Linked DNA regions of Homo sapiens: region 1 is linked to region 2. The links are chromatin loops, found by intact Hi-C in ENCODE. Cell type or tissue: chondrocyte. All regions are shown on one strand. Links, peaks and the distances in the headings refer to the core of each region. The heading gives the core; the rest is flanking DNA.

Region 1 (10,431 bases), core at 2,228-7,227, 320 kb before region 2:
CACCTCCTTCTTCACATTTTTCACTTCTAGCACATGGGAGGCCTCACGTCTGACCAATTCCTCTTCATAAAATAAGACTTTCTTCTCCAGCTCGGATTTGATTTTGGAAATCTCTTGCTGGTGCTCTAAGGTGGCACCCGCTCCCCGGCCTCCTTGCTTCACCTGAAGACAAAGGTTAACATAAATTGACAAACCTCTGTGTCCTCAAGGGTCACACTGTCCTTTCAACCCCTTTCATCCCAAGCAAGTGCAGACACCTTCCCAAGGACTGTGTGTGCCTGGTCTACACCAGATGACGTAGCTGACCTGGCTAACGTGATCCAGGTTCTAGGGGGTCACAGCAGGAGACGGCCTTGCAGGGGGATGTGCCCAGGTCTGCCTGGGACCCCCGAAGCTCTGCCCCACACCCTGTTCATTCATGCTTGCAGCATTCTTCTGAGGGCTGACTCTGTGCTGGGCCCCCTCCTTGTGACTGGGGTGACACTGAGGTCTCTGCTCTCTTGGGGCTGGCGGGAACTGACAGCAAACCAGTAAAGGGGCAGAGGGGCCGTGCACCCCAGCCAGGTTGTAGGGAGTGGAGGGCGTGCCAGGATGGCTGGGGCGGCTTCTGTAAGGTGCTGGCCTATTAAGTGAGGTGTCAGGCTAGGGGCAAAGAACAAGGGCACAGGCTGGAGTGAGGTGGGACGTGTTGGCAGTGTTTGCAGCATGCAGAGAGGCCAGTGTGTCTGGTGTGGCGGGGCAAGGAGGGGCAGGAGAGGCACTGCTGGGCTGGAGCAGGCAGGAGGGTAGCTGCTGGACAGCTGCGGAGCCACGGAGGCCCTGCCGCACAGGAATGTGATCCGGCTTTGGTCTGCCAAGCTCACTCTGCCTGCTGTGCAGAGAGGAGACTCAAGGGCTGAGAAAGGGGCAGGAGCCTCGGGCACCACATGCCGAGGTCCAGCCAAGCCCGCTGCCAGGGAGGAACAGCATCTCAGGCCCACGTCCCAGAGGAAGAGTTGCCAGATCACTGAGGCGAAGGGAGAGGGCAGACCCATCGCACGCGGCTCACACATGAGGAGATCCAGGCCACGCCATACTGCCAAGGAGATCCGCCTCCGGCCCCTTGCCCACTTGGCCACTGTGGCCTTCCCCACTCCCGCCCTCCGCGGCCTCCCTGCTACCCTCCAGCCCCACCAGTGGGCCCCGACTGATGGCCAGCCTGTCTCTTCCCCAGTCAGCAGCAGGCTACGGGCTTTAAGGAGCTTTTCCAAAACTCAACTGCACCGAATTTAGAATACCACGATGTGAAGAAGGCTATGAATTGATGGGGCTGGAGTAGGAAATGAGCCAATTAGATATTCGTTTCCTAGGACTTACTGTGAATTGCCTGAAACTTTTATATAACAAAGGAAAAACATGAACTTGGCCTTTAAAAATGAAAGCAGTCACGAAGGCAGGGGTCACACCCCCCACCTCTCCACATGTGGGTCTTGTCTGAACAGCCTCGGGTGACACTCGGCCCGGACCACACATTACACAAGGTGACTTCCATGTGGTGGCGTCAGCAAAGATAAGCATCCCTCTCAGTTAAGGGCAGAGACCCCCGCCCAGCACTACCTTGAGGGCCTCCAGCTCGCTTTCCATTTGCTTGCAGAAGTTCTCGCTGTGCTCACGAAGCTTGCGCTCCTTGGAGGCCTCAGCAACAGCATCATCAAGCTGAGCTTCCAGCTACAAAAGGAAGATCCAGTTTCTATTAACAAAAAGCGAGCCCTGCTTCACCAGTTACAGCAGCACCCACGGGACCTCCACAAGAACAAGACCTCGAAGGAGCTCTGCGCGTGTTCACCCTTCATCAAATCTTATCACAAATTAAAGTTTGAGAAATACACTTCTGGGTTCAACTGGGATGGTTGGTTACTAATAAAACAAGGTTCAATTCTAGCTTAAATTGACACTTAAATTTCAAGAAAGGATACATTTCTTGAAATTTAAATTTCACTGATTCGTGAAAACCAGTACTTTTGATATCTGTAGAACTTGAATTCATTTATTAAATGGGCCATTTCAAACACGCACACGAAGAACGAGCAGAATAGCGAACACACGTGCCGGCACCCAGCTTCAACAGTGAGCTCCCGAGCCAAGCCCGCTTCATCTCTGCCTGTGCCCAAACCACTCGAGGGCAATCCCAGGCACTGTTATCACTTCCCCCATATGTGGAATGCTAATTCCTCATTAGGGGTATCACTAACTTCAGTTTTAACTGCCTGTAACTACAAATATATTTGGGTTGCAAAATAGACTAAGAAGAAAACAAACAGGTCCTCTGGGGCTAAAGAACAAAGAGCCCTGAACTTGAAAGGAACAGGAGCATGTGCTTCCAGGCCTTCTCATTTATGGGATTTATCAAGGAAATTTTAATAGAGTTCTAAACTAAGCATCGCTTACAATATGTCAACCATTCACAGCAGAACACTCAGAACACCCAGGGCGGCACAGGGCTGCAAACCCTGGGGTCCTGAGACATCAGGGGTGTGCAAGGCCCTTCCTTTCCTAATTAGCTATCTGTGGGGGCCAGGATTTCTTCATGTACTTTATCCAGAACGGTGTAGCAAAACGGATTGAAGAAACAGCCATGAGAACTCAACTGTTTTCCATTCAGCCAGATATTAAAGAACAGCTAACAAAATGTAAAAAATGCCATTCTTCCTGCCAAATTTTTAAAGAAATAGTTACTTTTCATTAAACATGTTACTTATGTTAACATGAAATGGGTTTTCATTGTATTAACAAGATTTTGTTTTAATTTCTGCCATGGTGCATGTTGAGAGCTGTAGCCTACATAAGAAAGCTCTTTGGGGTTGTAATCATTCCAACAGTGTCGAATGGTGCTGAGCCAAGACACTTCAGAAGCACTCACCTAAGCGGCGGCCTGAAGTGTGCTGAAGGGTTTTGCCATGTTGCTCAGGCTGGTCTCAAACTCCTAAACTCAACGATCCATCTATCTTGGCGCCTCCCACAGTGTTGGGATTCCAGGCGTGAGCCCCGTGCCCGGCCCGTGATTTGCCTTTCTACTGCCACCTGCCCTGTGTGGACTGCAGGTGTCTTATTCACATAAGCCAGGCTGCATCACAGCACAGCATAAACACCCTCTATTTACTTAAAAGGGAATTAAAGAAAATCAGCACCACAAGAACCTTATTGTAATTTCACCAATATTGAGGAATGAGAACAACAAAATAAATGCTCGGCCGATCAACTTACTTGGCTCCACAGAAAATTTCTGACCCCTTTTACAGTAATGCAGCCCAAGATTTCAAAGACGTTTTATAAAAGTCACACAAATGTCCAGTCGATACCATCCCTGAACCATCTCCACAGCTACCTCTTTCCTGAGCTTCTCAGCTCTCCGCATTTCCTGCCGCATGGCGTCCACCTTCTGCGTGGCCACCTCCATCTCCTCCTCCTTGTCTCGCAGCTGCCGGGACACCTTCTGCTTCTGGGCACGGAGCTCTGCCATGCGCTCGTTCAGCTCCGAGAACTCCTGCAGGGCCAGCTTTCGCTGCTGATGGGCATCTTTGAGTTCCTTGGCCTGGGATTTCAACCGCTCTGAGGCTTCAACCAGTTGCTGAACAAAAACAATTATAGATGTTTTACGTTTGCCTAACAAAGGCTTGGAAGGCTGGAGGTTCGGTCTTCCATGATATTGAGGAGTTAAAAGCGACAGCCAATGCTGGTTACAGATTAGAGCCACAGATCTGAGCTGCTTGGAAAAAGACCTGTGCTCTGTCTCGTGCCAGCCACACAGGCAATGGGAAGGCCGCCTGGGCTCAGGTGCTGAGACCAACTGCACACCAAGAAAGGCCCCACAGGCCGGGCACAGTGGCTCACACCTGTAACCCCAGCACTTTTGGAGGCCAAGGTGGGCGGGTCACCTGAGGTCAGGAGATCGAGACCATCCTGGCTAACACAGTGAAACCCCGTCTCTATTAAAAATACAAAAAAATTAGCTGGGCGTGGTGGTGGGTGCCTGTAGTCCCAGCTACTTGGGAAGCTGAGGCAGGAGAACGGTGTGAACCTGGGAGGCAGAGGTTGCAGTGAGCCGAGATTGTGCCACTGCACTCCAGGCTGGGCGACAGAGCAAGACTCTGCCTCAAAAAAAAAAAAAAAAAAAAAAAAAAAAAAAAAAAAAAAAAAAAAAAAAAAAAAAAGCCCCACAACCACATGGGGGCAGCGTGCTTACAGGAGGACGCTCCGTAATGTCAGCCTCTGCCCAGTGTCACCTGCACAGCCGCAAAGCTGAATGAAGCATTTGGGCACTCAATCTAGTTACTTAAACATAAGCAAAATCAAAAAGAACACATATGACACAAAGTGCTGAAGGTGAAGTCACAGTGAAGAACTGTATAAAAACAATCGCTGGACAGCCTGCCCTTCAATGCAGACTGATGTGCGGATACTGGCTGTCACTCTGCACTCACCACGCTGATGACCCTGACCTCCCTGCAGCCAATCTGGTCAACTATCTGGCAGTTCAGTCACTGTCACACCTGCTGGTCTGAGATGGAAGTGACAAGACCCTGAGCAAGCTGGCAGGGCAGCTCCCACACGTGAAGGGGAGGCCTCCCCAGGCCTCTCTGGGCCCGCTGGGAGGTACTATGACCCTGTCAAGCAATGAGATGCCATGTGCCCCACACTGCACTTCTAGACAAATCACTCACGTGGATGACCCACAGATTATCTTAAGAAACAATCTGGGTTTGATACCTGGCACATTTTAGAGAACAGATCACAAACTACAGGTTCAAGAATAACATGTATCAATGAATGTATTTTAGAAAACACGCATATAATTGTGTTAGTAACATGCTGACACCTGAGCATAAAAGTTTCCCATATATTACTAAAAATGAAATTTATAAACGAATTATGGGGGGAAATCACCCAGATTTTAACACAGGGTCTCTGCTGCAGTTCCCTGTCATTACTAAGGGTCCCCTTCTAAGAGCAGAGGCCTGGTGGAGAGAAGGGGAGGGCCTGGCTCGGGACGCAGCGTGTGTTGCCACAGCCACCATGCCCTATGCACAGCCACCATGCCCTGTGGACGGCCACCATGCCCTGTGCACGGCCACCATGCCCTATCGACATCTTTCCTCGCTTTAGAATGCAGTGGGGTGCTGCTTTCTCTGTGGGTCTGAAGTGGAGACTGGAGAGGCTGATTGCGAGGTGGATAACCGCTGGGGGCAAGGGGGTGGAAGGCACCTGCCACTGGGAGCCAAGCTCTGCCAGCCGACGCGGGGGCTGTGCAGCAGGCAGGCGTGGCAGGGGCCCCGGGGCCAGGCTTGGCCCTGGCGTCCTGCATGCAGCAGGGACAGCCCATGGGCAGGAGTCCCAAGAGGTCTTCCATCATCGGCATGAACGTGACCTTACAGAATTCTGCAAAGTCCCGTAAGCCTTTCTCACCCCAAACTGAGCCACCTACCTTGTGCAGCTCCTCCTTCTCCTGCCGGACCACGCGGTGCTGCTTCTCCAGCCCCCGCAGCCGCTGCGTGGAGTCCTCACGCTCTTGGCGAAGCGCCACTGTGTCCTCAAGCTGTCGCTCGAGCCTGTTTGAATCTGGACAAAAGAGGAAATAAACTCTGTTCCTTTATGTGCAATGACTATATGTAAACTTTATGTTAGCTGACTTACTGACAGGAAATTATTTAATAATTCACAACACTTTTTCATTCAGAGGTTTTTTTACTTACACACACACACACACACACACACACACACACACACACAGTGTCATAGGCACAGCTACCTGCATGCCTGTGCTGAACAGGCTCCCTAGACTTTACTCTGATCTGACAGCGATCTCCCCTGAGCACTGGGAGCCCTTGGGTGGCGCACACACTCGTCTGCTCAGTCCCTCTAACCTGTGTCACCCAGCACAGTGCCTGGCCCTTGTCCTTTCTCAGCGTGCAAGAAAAGTTTTAGTTAGTAAGTGACTCAATCAAAGAAGTCTGTTTTTGGATCAGGACAGTGGGGTTCCTGATAGGAAATGCAGAGAAGGTGAGATTCAAAGTGTGCTTTGGAGGTGAAGGTCAACTGCAGAGCCAACCTGTGTGAGGTTAAGGCTTAAAAGTGATTGGAGCCAGGCCAGGCGCAGCGGCTCACGCCTGTAATCCCAGCACTTCGGGAGGCCAAGGCAGGCGGATCACGAGGTCAGGAGATCGAGACCATCCTGGCTAACACAGTGAAATCCTGTCTCTATTTTGTAAAAATACAAAAAATTAGCCAGGCGTGGTGGGGGGCTACTTGGGAGGCTGAGACAGGAGAATGGCGTGAACCCAGGAGGCGGAGCTTGCAGTGAGCCGAGATCATGCCACTGCACTCCAGCCTGGGTGACAGAGTGAGACTCCGTCTCAAAAAACAAAAAAACAAAAAAACAAAAACTGATTGGAGCTTTTAGGGAACTTTGATAACCTAGGAACCGCCAAAAGAAAGTGGTGACAGCAGGTCTAGCACCTACAACACCAAGGAGCAGGCAGAGTCACTGATTAAGCTTTAGGAGGAAAGCAGCTCTAGGAACTGTCTGAAAGCCACAAAAAGGAAAACTGTAACAGAGAAGCAGAAAATAGCCAGAGAACGTACAGATAAAATATCAGGAACTGATTCTAGCTGGTGACTATAAAATAATATCATTAGAACTAAGCCAATTGGGGCTGGGCGCAGTGGCTCATGCTTGTAATTCCAGCACTTTGGGAAGCCAAGGCAGGCAGATCACCTGAGGTCAGGAGTTCGAGACCAGCCTGGCCAACATGGTGAAACCCTGTCTCTACTAAAAATACAAAATTAGCCGGGTGTGGTGGCACATGCCTGTAATCCCAGCTACTTGGGAGGCTGAGGCAAGAGAATCGCTTGAACCCAGGAGGTGGAGGTTTCAGTGAGCTGAGATCGCACCACTGCACTCCAGCCTGGGTGACAAAAGTGAAACTCCGTCTAAAAAAAAACAACTGACCAAAATTTGAGAACTCTAAATAAGCTTGCTAAAGCCTAAGCTTTTTTTCTGCTTTCCCACTTTATGAAAAGGACTCTGAAATTCCCTTTTAAGACAGTAATGACCAAAAATAGAGACTAAGAAGTCACACTTTTAAACACATACCTGCTATTTTATTCTTCAAGCGTTCGATTTCTTCATTTAGCTTTTTGATTTCTTTATCTCGGTTTGAATTGCTGAGGGCCCGAGATGAGCCGTGGAGGGACTGCACGGTCTGGGTGGACTCTGAGGGATGGAGAGACAGCGTGAGGTGCAGCCTGGCCGCAGCGCCCCCGCCTGGCCCCGGAGCCGGCGCTGCCCTCACCTTGCAGCTTCCTGCTCAGCTCCAGCTTCTCCTGTTCCAGCCTCCGAATCCTCCTCTCGTAAGCTTCCATCTGCAGGCTGTGCTCCAGGTCCCGCTGCACATCCTCATCTTTGGTTAATGTGTTGGACTGCATTATGCTCTTCAGAGAGCCTCGATCAGAAAAACAGCTGGGAAACCAAGCAACAGGTTTTTTTGATCTACTGAAAATTTAGCGATTTCATTAGCATTTTCAATCTTCCTGAGGTGAAAGATAGTCTTTTTAAATCAGCAAACAAAAACACCTGAGATAAGACTTTATGGTTTATGGAACCAAAGTTAGACAAGTGACCAGATGGTCAAGGAGACACTGACAAGGGCCCTCCCCATCGCTGGTCAAAGAAAGCGCCTCTGCAAAGGAGGGGAAATGGCATTTCTAAATCATCCCCCACACTTAACTATAAATGCAAAACCAGAAGGCATGGATCCTGCGTAAAGCAAGGCTTAGGGGGCAGCCCCAGCTCGTCTGCAGGTCAGCGGTACGCATGGACCACTGAAAGCTTCCTGGTTTGGCCACCAACTGGCCAAGCAATCCAGGACAGCTCTTTCAACTCTTCTTCCCCTGCAGGCTAAGCCACCAATTCTAGCACTGACCAGCACACTAAGCCCCTTACCAAGGACCAGACCACTCGATGACGCACACAGCCGAGGCACAGGCTGAAGCCCAGGATGGCTCTCATTTAATAGCTTAATTCTTGGGCTGCTTTAGGAGTTACTTAGTTCTGCTTAGCTCTTTATGTGACAATGAAGTCAGGGAAATTTTGAGCTCCTACGCAGAGTTCCATAAAGGCACCCAGCCCCCTTTAGAGAAGACCTGGTCAGTGTTTCTCCACAGGTGGTCTGAGGGTGCTGGGCTGCTCCAGCCCTGCGGGATCTGTCAAGAGGAGAGCTCTAGGCCTATCTGGCCAAACTACAGCCATGGGCTTGGGACCTGCAAGTGTGACAAGCATTTGGTGAGCTGGCATGTATTAGAAAGATCAAGAACCTCTGCACTGGGGGCTGGTAAATCAATATGCCCACCCAGAAAGCCTCCTGTGGGCTGGAAGACAGCAGCTGCCACTTTGGCTTATGGGCTGTTTAACCCTGGCCTCTCACACCAAAAGAGATTTCTTCCAAGCTCGAGCAGAAGTATGGGGATATCAGCCGGGCGCGGTGGCTCACGCCTGTAATCCTGACACTTTGGGAGGCCGAGGCGGGGAGATCACGAGGTCAGGAGATCGAGACCATCTGGCCAATATGGTGAAACCCTCTCTCTACTAAAATAAAAAAAATTAGTCGGGCGTGGTGGCGGGCGCCTGTAGTCCCAGCTACTCAGGAGGCTGCGGCAGGGGAATCGCTTGAACCCGGGAGGCAGAAGTTGCAGTAAGCTGAGATCGTGCCTCTGCACTCCAGCCTGGGCGACAGAGCGAGACTCCGTCTCCAAAAAAAAAAAAAAAAAAAAAAGAAGCATGGGGATATCTCCCTCCCAAGACATTTTCAACTGTGGTTCCAGCTGCCAGAGGACGCCAGGAATCAGATTCTGTGGCACAGTGGGAGCTTCCATTGTCTCATTTCACCTCTCTTTCTTCCTAACCCCTCTCCTCTTGGCCCCAGTTTCCTTTTAAAATCGAGGTGGACCATCTCAGGCGACACAACTTTGCAAAGAGGCCCATTTGGGACAGGGGCCCACAACACACAATCCTTACAAAAGCCAGCAGAGTGCTCTGATGGAAGCCAGCTCTCAGCTGAGTGCGCATGGCAACTGCTCTGCTTGCTGTGGCCACCGACTGGATCAGAGCTAACCCTGCCAATGCTGGCGGCCTATTGGTCAGGGGTTGGCAAACTACGGCCTCTGGGAGAAATCTCACCCCCCTGGCCTCTGGGAGAAATCCTGCCCGAGGCCTGTTTCTGCACCATCACGAGCATGAATGGTTTTAACATTTTTAAAGGGTTGTAAAAAGAAGAACATACAACAAAGGCCATGAAACCTGAATTCTTTACGACCTGGATATCTGTAGAGAAAAAGCCTGCAACCTTGCTATGGTATCACCTGTAGTCATCAGGTGTGCATATTTTAAGACCAAAAACCCATCTCCATCTCCCTTAAGTAATGGCCTCCCAGCGCACACACCACCCACTAGCCCGCCCCCAGGGACAGACTGTGGTGTCTGACTGTTCATCTACCACAGGGGAAGTGTCTCCCTGGGGAATGATAAATCCAGACATACCTTTCCGTTGTGAATGTAAAACCAATGAATGGCAAATGTAATCCAGAAAAGCCTGTGTGAGAACCAGGAGGTAATATTTCCTGCATAAGAACATATACAACACAAATGAAATCTACATTCAAACAAACAGGTAAAAAGAGGAAAGATGGTTACAGTCATGGTGACAGGAGGCACTGGGCAGAACATGTGGCCTTGGAGAATGCGGATTCCATGGTGTCCTCTGCAGGGGAGATGAGTATAGCAGATCTGTCTTTCTCAAGCCTGGCCCTGTACGCTGTATGTACAATAAAGCTCACAGGAGACACACTCTGATTTCGATGATGACAGTGGCACAGGCCGTCACCAGGTTAGTGATTTTCAAAGACTTCTTAAAGCCACAGAATTCACTGCTTAACACAACTGTGTGCAGAGTCCAACAGTGTGAACAGGTATGGTCCCTCTGAGGACCCCGGACAGAGCCTGGGGACTCTCAGGTTCTTGACCTAAGACAAGAGGCCCCAAGGCAAAAAGGAACCCAAAGGTAGATTATTTTAGATAAGTTTATTATAACTCTATTTTTCATTCTGAGGATCTTTCTTTATTAAAAACTATAACCAGGGGCCAGGCACAGTGGCTCACGCCTGTAGTCCCAGCAATTTGGGAGGCTGAGGTGGGTGGCTTGCTTGAGACCAGGAGTTCAAGATCAGCCTAGGCCAACATGGTGAAACCCCGTCTCTACTAAAAATACAAAAATTAGCTGGATGTGGCAGCACGTGCCTGTAATCCCAGCTACTCAAGAGGCCGAGGCACGAGACTTGATTGAATATGGGAGGCTGAGGTTGCAGTGAGCTGAGGTTGTATCACTGTATTCCAGCCTGGGT
Region 2 (10,431 bases), core at 2,063-7,062:
ACACCAGGTGTTCCCAACACCCAGGCTGTGGACCAGTACCAGTCCATGGCCTGTTAGGACCCAGGCTGCACAGCAAGAGGTGGGTGGCAGGCGAGTGAGCATTCCCGCCTGAGCTCTGCCTCCTGTCAAATCAGATTCTCATAGGAGCACAAACCCCATTGTGAACTTCACATGTGAGGGATATAGGTTGAGTGCTTCTTTTGAGAATCTAATGCCTGATGATCTGAGGTGGGACAGTTTCATCCTGAAGCCATCCCCCACACCCTAGCAGTCATGGAAAAAATTGTCCTCCATGAAATCAGTCCCTGGTGCCAAAAAGGTTGGGGACTACTGTTCTACACCATTGCTTAAGAGGCTCACTGCTGGCCAGGTGCAGTGGCTCACGCCTGTAATCCCAGCACTTTGGGAGGCTAAGGCAGGTGGATCATGAGGCCAGGAGTTCAAGACCAGCCTGGCCAAGATGGTGAAACACCGTCTCTACTAAAAATACAAAAATTAGCCGGGCATGGTGGCAGGCACCTGTAATCCCAGCTACTCAGGAGGCTGAGGCAGGAGAATCACTTGAACCCGGGAGGTGGAGGTTGCAGTGAGCCAAGATCACACCACTGCACTCTAGCCTGGGTGACAGAGCAAGACTCCATCAAAAAAAAAAAAAAAAAGACTCATTCGTTGGCCAGGCACAGTGGCTCATATGTGTAATCCCAGCACTTTGGGAGGCCGAGGCAGGTGGATCACCTGAGATTAGGAGTTCGAGACCACCCTGGCCAATGTGGTGAAATCCCATCTCTACTAAAAATACAAAATTAGCCAGGCAAGGTGGTGGGTGCCTGTAATCCCAGCTACTAGGGAGGCTGAGGCAGGAGAATAGCTTGAACCTGGGAGGCAGAGGTTGCGGTGAGCCAAGATTGTGCCATTGCACTCCAGCCTGGGCAACGAGAGCGAAACTCCGTCTCAAAAAAAAAAAAAAAAAAGATTCACTCCTTGCCCATGGTGGGATCGTGTGATATTCTCACAATGCTCGCCCTGCTCCGGCCCCACCCCACTCTGCGGGTGGCTTGCTCCTGTTCCCAAAAGCTGCTCCTCCGAGGACGCTTCCTAGTGTGTCTTCACATCTGGGATTCCGCGTTTTCAGCTGGCTTAGCTATTTGTGGCTGTAGTCTTTCCTCCATTTTTAGAGTATTTACTGAGCTCATCAAAGAACCTGAGTGGTATATTGATAGGGAAGACTTTGACTTTGGATTTGTAGATGACTTGGGCAATATTGTCAGGATTCTGTTGACTCACCAGGAGCAGGGTGGGCACCGCAGCACTCTGGTTATGCAGCTGGCCTTGTAGGGGGTAAGCCCCCACCAGCAAAGTGAGTCCGTGGGAGCGGTAGGGTGTTGGGGCACCTGCACCCCTGAACCATCTCCCTGAGTGAGAACATGCCTCTCCAGGATGCTTTCACCACCAGGAACTAACCAGGTGGTCTTGAGACTGGTGAACTCCGTGGACCAAACAGAATCCAGGCTCCAAGCCTCTCCCTGGCAAGCCTCTTGCCTTTTGGTTCATGGCAGGAAGCAACACCTCATGTCATGCTGGGACTGCAGCCCAAGGCAGGAAAGCACCAGCCTTTCTTAGGACCCCATGGGTAGCCCCCAACTTCACCAGCCCCTTTCCTGTGATGTCTCCACACATCTCTTTGGCCAGAGTCCTGTCACAGCCCAGTCCCACAACGTGGACCTGGGAGGGGCTCCAGGGAGGGGTATGGAGGGGATGAGCCCTCTTGTCCACCCCAAAAGCCTGGTCACAGTGGGGACAGCAGCAGGTGCAGTCCAGCTCTGCCCATCTCCCAGCTAGAGCGGGAGGGAGGCACCACAGGGCTCCTCTAGTCCTGAGGAATGAGCATCCTCTGTCCTCCCAAGGCCCAGCCAGGCCAGCTGATATGTGCTGCCCGGGGGCCGGGGTGGGAGCCAACAAACTCCCCCTGACCAGCCACTGTCCAGTGGGAAGCTCTAGCCAGACCGTGCTTAGATCTAGGCAGCGGCTCCCCACAGACACAGGGCTCCAAGTAGCCACACTCCAGAGCCTCTCCAGGACTTCGAAGAGTTTCGCAAAAGTCTAGGGAGAGAAGGAGCACCAAAGCCTCCTTAGTCACAGCCTCTGGGCCTAATGCACTCCCTTCTGTGGCCAACCTCACCTACCCTGTCACCTCAGACTCAGAAGGAGGGCCGCAGAGCCACCTGGACCTGAGCTTCAATTCTCTTAAGGCTCTACCAGGGTGACCCTTCAGCGGAGAATCCAGAGTGGGGGCTGCATGTGAATGAAGCTCAATCATGGGGGGCTGCATCTGAAGCTCTCAAGCAATGGAGGCTGGATCTGAAACTGTCAATCACTGGGGGCTGCATGTGAAGCTGTCAATCACTGGGGGCTGTATCTGAAGCTCTCAATCAGTGGGGGCTGCTCTGGGGCTCTCAATCAATGGGGCTGCCTCTGAGGCTCTCAGTCAATAGGAGCTGCATCTGAGACTCAGTCAATAGGGCCTGCATCTGAGACTCTCAATCAATGAGGACTGCATCTAAGACTCTCAGTCAATAGGGGCTGCATCTGAGACTCAGTCAATGAGGACTGCATCTGAGAGTCAATCAATAGGGGTTGTGTCTGAGACTTAATCAATGGGAGCTGCCTCTGAGACTCTCAATCAATGGAGGCTGCGTGTGAAGCTCTCAATCAATGAGGGGTGCATCCGGGACTCTCAAGCAACGGGGGGTACATCTGAGACTCTCAAGCAATGGGGGCTGCACGTGAAGCTCTCAATCAATGGGGGTGCATCTGAGACACTCAAGCAATGGGGGCTGCATGTGAAGCTCTCAATGGAGGCTGCATCTGGGGCTCTCAATCAATGGAGGCTGATTCTGAAGCTCTCAATCAATGGGGGCCGCATCTGAATCTCTCAATCAATGGAGGCTGCATCTGAAGCTGTCACTCAGTGGGGGCTCCATGTGAACCTCTCAGTCAATGGGGGCTGCATCTGAGACTCTCAATCAATGCGGGCTGCATTTGAGATTTCAATCAATAGGGGCTGCATCTGAGAGTAATTCAGGGTTGTGTCTGAGAATCAGTGCGGACTGCCTCTGAGACTTTCAGTCATTGGGGGCTGCATCTTAGACTTTCAATCAACAGGGGCTGCATCTGAGACTTTCAAGCAATGGGGGCTACACGTGAAGCTCTCAATCAATGGGGGATGCATCTGAGACTCTCAACCAGTGGGGGGTGCATCTGAGACACTCAAGCAATGGGGGCTGCATGTGAAGCTCTCAATGGAGGCTGCATCTGGGGCTCTCAATCAATGGAGGCTGATTCTGAAGTTTTCAATCAATGGGGGCCACATCTGAATCTCTCAATCAATGGAGGCTGCATCTGAAGCTGTCACTCAGTGGGGGCTCCGTGTGAACCTCTCAGTCAATGGGGGCTGCATCTGAGACTCTCTATCAATGGGGGCTGCATCTGAGACTATCAATGGGGGCTGCTCTGGAGCTCTCAATGGGGCTTCCTCTGGGGCTCTCAGTCTATGGGGCTGCATCTGAGACTGCCAATCAATGGAGGCTGCAGTTGAGACTTCAATCAATAGGGGCTGCATCTGAGAGTCATTGAGGGTTGTGTCTGGGAATCAGTGGGGACTGCCTCTGAGACTCTCAGTCAATGGGGGCTGCACCTGAGACTTTCAATCAACAGGGGCTGCATCTGAGACTCAATCAATAGGGGCTGCATCTGAGACTCTCGATCAATGGGGGCTGCATCTGAGACTCTCTATCAGTGGGGCTGCCTCTGGGGCTCTCAGTCTATGGGGGCTGCATCTGAGAGTCAATCAACAGGGGCTGCATCTGAAACTTAATCAATGGGAGCTGCCTCTGAGACTCTCAATCAATGGGGACTGCATGTGAAGCTCTCAATCAGTGGAGGCTGCACCTGGGGATCTCAACCAATAGGGGCTGCATCTGAGACTCAATCAATGGGGCTGCATCTGAGACTCAATCAGTGGAGGCCGCATCTGAGACTCTAATCAATGGAGGCCGCATCTGAGACTCAAAACGGTGTGGGAGTGCACGGCAAATCTGGCCTTTGGTGCCCTCTGGTGGGCATTGCATGCCCTGCTGACCAGTCTGAGGACAGAGATGAGGGAAAGAAATCAGGGTAGCGTGGGGCTGTCCAGGGTTTTCCCCACCGACATGGATGACAGGGTGACCCTGAAGAAGTCACTCTTTTCTCTTAGCCTTGGCTTCCTAATCTGCAAAGATGGTGACAGATACATTCCATTTCAAAAGGCTGCCAGGGTCTAGGCGCAGCTGCTCATGCCTGTAATATCAGGTGCACTTTGGGAGGCTGAGGGAGGAGGATCACTTGAGCCCAGGAGTTTAAGACCAGCCTGGGCAAGATAGTGAGACCCCCATCGCTACAAATAAAATAAAATAAAATAAAAATTAGCTGGGTGTGCTGGTGTGTGCTTGTGGACCCAGGTCCTCCGGAGGCTGAGGTGAGAGGATCACCTGGGCCAGGGAGGCCAAGGCTGCGGTGAACCATGATTGTGCCACCACACTCCAGCCTAGGTGGCAGAGTAAGACCCTATCTTTAAAACACAAACAAAAAACAAACAAACAAAACTGCCAGGGATGAGATAGTTCAGGCAAGACTGTGCAAGTCCACAGCCCTGGCAGTTCCTTCCTGTGTCTCCCAGACAGAGGGGCTGAGTTCCAGAAGAAGAGGGTTTCACCGTCCCGCGCCCTCCCCTCCATCCTGTGTCTGGCTGCCAGGGGATGTTCCTAAGCCCTTCAGGTTCCTGCTGGCCATAGGACAGTCCCCGAGTGCTCTGGCCTGGCTCTCGAGGACGGGGATGCCCTGCCTGTCCCTTCCCCAGCCTCAGCTGTGCTGACACCTTCCATCCCCACACACACCTATACTGTGACCACCTCCTGGCCTTTGCCCCTGCTGACCCCCTTGGTCACTCCCTCCCGCTGTCCCCTTGCCCTCTGACAAATTCCTATCTTCCTTGTAATCCCAGTGTGGGTGGGCATCTTCTCCTCTGAGAACCTTCCTGGATCCCACTGCTCACCCCCACCCCGCCCCGGCCTCCCCTCTCCCCGGCCCCACCCCGGGTCTTCCCTCTCCACAGCTCCGCCCCAGCCTGCAGTCCACTCGCGTCTTGTCATATGAGACCCTGGGTGTCTCACATCCGACACGGCTTTAATTTTTATCTTCCTTACATGTTGTTCTCCCTTGTTGAACTAGGAGATCCCCTGACCTTGGTTTTCTTCCAGGCCCCGGAGACGCCTGGCCTGTGTTGAGAAGGGTACAAGTGTGTTGAAACCTCTGTCCGACTGAGGCGGCACATCAGCAGAAAGGAGCCAGGGAGCCCAGGGACGCCTGCGGGCAGTCCCTCTGCCCTCCTACCCACACCTGCTTCTGGGCAGCCAGTGTTCATCTCTCGGAGGCCATGGGCCTGGGGACTGGGTTCAGGTGAGCCATGCTGCAGGTGCTCCCCACGCCTCGCAAAGCTGGCAGGAGAGGACTAGCAGCCTGCACTCCCGGTGCCCACCCCGGGTCCAGCTGGGCCAGAACTTTTTGTTCAGAAGAAAGCCAAGGCTGTTCTTTCCAGAATCCATGTTGAAGGGTTTCCTCTTCTCCCGGGACTGCAGCTCACAGGGACCTTCCTTCAGTTGTTTAATTTACTCTATAAGTTATAGCAAAAAGAACATTGATTCAAGACAATCCCCATCAGAGTCTCAGCTGGCTTCTTTGTAGGAATTAAGCTGATCTTAAAATTCATGTAGAAACTCAAGGAACCCAGACAGCCAAAAAAAAATCTTGAAAAAGAGCAAAGATTGGAGGATTCACACTTTCTGATTTCAAAATTTACTACAAAGCTACAGTAGTCAAACCTGTGTGTGCTTGTATAAAGACAGACATATAGACCCATACAATAGAACTGAGATTCCAGAAAGAAACTCACATTTAGGGGTCAGTTGATTTTGATGAGAGCCAAGGCACTCTCATCAAAATCAATTGACCCCCAAATGTGAGGGTGAAGTGGGGAAAGAACAGTCTTTTCTTCAGCTGGGAGAGCGGAGAGCCACCTGCAGAAGAACGAAGTTGGAGCTCTACTTCACATCATATACATAAAGTAAATGAAAATGTACAAGACCCTTTCAGTTTAAAGATTATAATCTCGAATCCACATTATAACTAACCTTTAATCCACATTTTAACCAATCTTTGATTATAACTCATCTTTTAAAGAATCTTTAAATAATCATGATAACTAATCTTTAAACATCTCCAGTTTTGGTGTGGTATCAAAGAAGGATAGTCACAACTATCTAAAGACTGTATTGAATTACTCATCCTTTTCCAACAGCATGTCTGTGAGCGGCTGAATATTCCCCACAAACTTCAACCAAAACAACGTATCACAACAGACTCATGCAGAAGCAGATATGAGAATCTACCTGTCTCCTATCAAGCCAGACCATAAAGATATTGACAAAAATGAAAACTAATGCCACCCTTATTGTTAACTTTGTTGTTGTGGTTTCAGAACATACTTATTTTTCATTTAAAAATAATGACTAATGTTAACATGTTATGGCTTTGTCATTCTTTTAAAATAAATATTATTTCTAAACAAATATTCTTTTTAAATAAAAATTTATTTTCAAATGTATCTATGTATACAGTCATGTGTTGCTTAACAACAGGGATACATTTTGAGAGGTGTCATTAGGCAATTTCGTGGCTGCGTGAACATCATGACAAAGACCTAGATGAGGCAGCCTACTACACACCTGTACAACGTGGGACTGTACTGAATACTGTAGGCAATTGTGACACAATGGTAAGTATTAATATTTGTGGATCTAGGCCAGGCATGGTGGCTCACGCCTGTAATCCCAGAACTTTGGGAGGCCGAGGCAGGTGGATCACCTGAGGTCAGGAGTTCAAGACCAGCCTGGCCAACATGGTGAAACCCCATCTCTACTAAAAATACAAAAATTAGCTGGGGATGGTGGTAGGTGCCTGTAGTCCCAGCTACTTGGGAGGCTGAGGCAGGAGAATCGCTTGAACCCAGGAGGTGGAGATTGCAGTGAGCTGAGATCATACCACTGCACTCCAGCCTGGGTGACAGGGCCAGACTCTGTCTCAAAAAAAAAAAAGTATTTGTGTATCTAAACAGATACAAACATAGACAAGGTACAGTAAAAGTATGGCATAAAAAGTAAAAAATGACACACAGGTTTAGGGCACTTACCATGAATGGAGCTTGCAGGACTGGAAGTGGCTCTGGGTGAGTCACAAGTGGGTGGTGAGTGAATGTGAAGGCCTAGGACATTACTGGCCACTACTGTAGACTTTGTAAACACTGACACTTAGGCCACACTAAGTTCATAAAAAATATTTTTCTTTCTTTGATAACAAATTAGCCTTAACTTACTGTAATGGTTTAACTTTATATACCTTTTACTTTTTAAAAAACATTTGGACTCTTGTAATAACACTTAGCTTAAAACACACATTGTACACCTGTATAAAAATATTTTCTTTCCTTTTTTTTTTTTTTTTTAATTTTTGAGACAGAGTTTCTGTCTTGTTGCCCAGGCTGAAGTGCAATGGCGTGATCTCGGCTCACTGCAACCTCTGCCTCCCGGGTTCAAGCGATTCTCCTGACTCAGCCACCCAAGTAGCTGGGATTACAGGCATGCACCACCACGCCCTGCTAATTTTGTATTTTTAGTAGAGATGGAGTTTCTCCCTGTTGGTCAGGTTGGTCTCGAACTCCTGACCTCGGGAGTTCTCCCGCCTCGGCCTCCCAAAGTGCTGGGATTACAGGTGTGAGCCACTGTGCCCAGCCATATATTTTTTCTTTATATCCTTATCCTATAAACTACATACTGTTTTCTGGGTTTTTTGTTTGTTTGTTTGTTTTTGAGATGGAGTCTCACTGTCGCCCAGGCCAGAATGCAGTGGTGCGATCTCGGCTCACTGAAACCTCCGCCTCCTGGGTTCAAGCAATTCTCCTGCCTCAGCCTCCCAAGTAGCTGGGATTACAGGCACGTGCAACCATGTCAGGCTAATTTTTTTTATTTTTAGTAGAGACAGGGCTTCACCATGTTGGCCAGGCTGGTCTCAAACCCCTGACCTCAGGTGATCCACCCGCCTTGGCCTCCGAAAGTGCTGGGATTACAGGCGTGAGCCCCCGTTACTCCCCGGGCGCTGTTAAGCGGCTTTGCGGCAGCCTCACACGTAGCCCTCACAACCACTAGGGACAGCGGCTTCTCACTGCTGGCTCCAACCCACAGTTAAGAAACACGTGGGTATTTACAATACATGCCCACAAATGCACAGGCAATCACATTTCCCCTGCACGCCCTGGCCCCTTCCCACACTTTCTCTTCCATTCTACTTAGGATTGCCAGATTGAGCAATACAAATACAGGACACCTGCTATTTGAATTTCAGGTAAATACTTTTTTTTTAGTGTGTTCCACCCCATAGAATATTTGGGACATACACACTTTAAAAAAGTTACTTATCTGAAATGCAGATATGACTGGGTATCCTGTAATTCACCTGGTAACCCTAGTTCTACTCCGTTTTTTTAAAACTGCTGGTTGTAACCCCCAACCCAATGTTACAGCCTTCAGTGAGTCCCAGCCCCCGCTTCCTTAGGCCAGGAGACCTGGAGTATCCCATTCCACAGGGGAAGCCACAGCTGGGAGGAATTCAGCCTCCTCCTTCCAAGGCCCACGGGTGAGCAGATTCGGATGAGCATCTCAAGGGCCTGCGGATGCCACAGGAAGAGGTTTAAAGATGTTTAAAGATGACTTCTGGCCGGGCGCAGTGGCTCACGCTTGTAATCCCAGCACTTTGGGAGGCTGAGGCGGGCGGATCACAAGGTCAAGAGATCGAGACCATCCTGGCTAATGCGGTGAAACCCCGTCTCTCCTAAAAATACAAAAAAAAAATTAGCCGGGCGTGGTTGTGGGTGCCTGTAGTCCCAGGTACTCGGGAGGCTGAGGCAGGAGAATGGCGTGAACCCGCCAGGCGGAGCTTGCAGTGAGCCGAGATCACGGCACTGCACTCCAGCCTGGGCGACAGAGCAAGACTCTGTCTCAAAAAAAAAAAAAAAAAAGACTTCTGCAGGCCGGGTGTGCTGGCTCACACCTATAATCCCAGCACCTCGGGAGGCTGAGGCGGGAGGATCACTTGGGGTCAGGAGTTTGAGACCACCTGGCCTACATGGTGAAACCCCGTCTCTACTGCAGAAATTAGCCAAGCATGGTGCTAGACACCTGTAGTCCCAGCTACTGAGGAGGCTGAGGCAGGAGAATCGCTTGAACCCAGGAGGCGGAGGCTGCAGTGAGCCAAAAAAAAACAGAAAGAAAGACTTCTGTGCACATAAATGACTAGTGGCAGTTACTTCGGTTTTAAAATATATATATTTAAGGTATTAAAGTTCTACACTTAAAAACCTAGTTTTTCCTTAAGTGTTGAAGATCAGCTTAAAAACCTGACCATGCTGTGGATAAATCCAGCCAGTTCTAACAACTGTTTACAGAGGGGCTTGTGGTTTACGTTCAGTCTCATTTACAAGCTGGTTTAAATGAGAACTCTTAAACCTTTTAAATTATATATTTAATTGCTTCAAATACTGCAATTGAATAACAAACAAAACATTCCCTAGGTCTTTGGTCCTTAAACATTGGCCACACTCCCTTTACTAAATTCCTTTTAGTTTCAAACTAAAATATCATAGGACTAAATTAAAATACTCAATTAGGCATTGCAAATCCATGTCCCTTTCTAGGTGGGTTTAGTTCCCTGTGGGTCAGAGTCACTGACTGGGAGCCAGGCCTGGAGCTAAGGACAGCCACCAGATGGCTTTTTCATGACAAAAAGGGACAAGTTTTATATTCTCCATAAAGCCAATAGGGGGCCAGGTGTGGTGGCTCAAGCCTCTAATCCCAGCACTTTGGGAGGCCAAGGCAGGAGGATCACTGGACCCCAGGAGTTCAAGACCAGCATGAGCAATGTAGCAAAACCCCATCTCTACCAAAAAAAAAAAATTAAAAATTAGCTGAGTGTGGTGGTGCACGCCTGTAGTCTCAGCTACTTGGGAGGCTACAGTGGGAGGATCGCTTGAGCCTGGAAGTTAGAGGCTGCAGTGAGCTGTGATCACACCACTGCACTCCAGCCTGGGTGACAGAGTGAGACTGTCTCAAGAAACAAAAAAAAAAAACCCTGTGTAAGGCTCCTCCACACAGTGAAGCCTTCCTGACATGCCCTGCCTGCCCCACAAAGGAATCCTTCCCTTCCCCACCAGACGGATTCTGGATCTTGTGCTCTGGACCCCTTTGCCAATGTAGTAAAAACTATAGAGCCCTTTTCAGGGTACCATTT

The links. A loop is a pair of places that touch in the nucleus more often than their neighbours do. Peaks named below come from ENCODE experiments on the same cell type or tissue, not always from the same donor. Only the 100,000 strongest peaks of a DNase experiment are listed, where the experiment ranks them.
Region 1: a loop joins it to region 2, with 5 times the contacts of the local background. A loop is called at or near these places in 3 of 110 quality-filtered maps.

Annotation. Positions count from the first base shown.
Region 1 is chr14:102,968,555-102,978,985 of GRCh38, forward strand. CDC42BPB (CDC42 binding protein kinase beta) reads right to left here. Exons shown (of 37, transcript NM_006035.4): 9 at 9,572-9,651; 10 at 7,329-7,495; 11 at 7,130-7,249; 12 at 5,462-5,595; 13 at 3,365-3,607; 14 at 1,597-1,707; 15 at 1-162. Among named protein-coding and RNA genes, the nearest start is that of AMN, 51 kb to the left of the region's middle. In chondrocyte, for the core only: CTCF peaks have their summits at 4,232 (motif pointing right) and 4,432; no DNase peak of the experiment used is centred there.
Region 2 is chr14:103,288,871-103,299,301 of GRCh38, forward strand. It overlaps LOC105370686 (a long non-coding RNA gene), which reads right to left. Exons shown (of 3, transcript XR_944246.2): 3 at 5,204-5,707. Among named protein-coding and RNA genes, the nearest start is that of EIF5, 40 kb to the right of the region's middle. In chondrocyte, for the core only: CTCF peaks have their summits at 4,113 (motif pointing left) and 4,323; no DNase peak of the experiment used is centred there.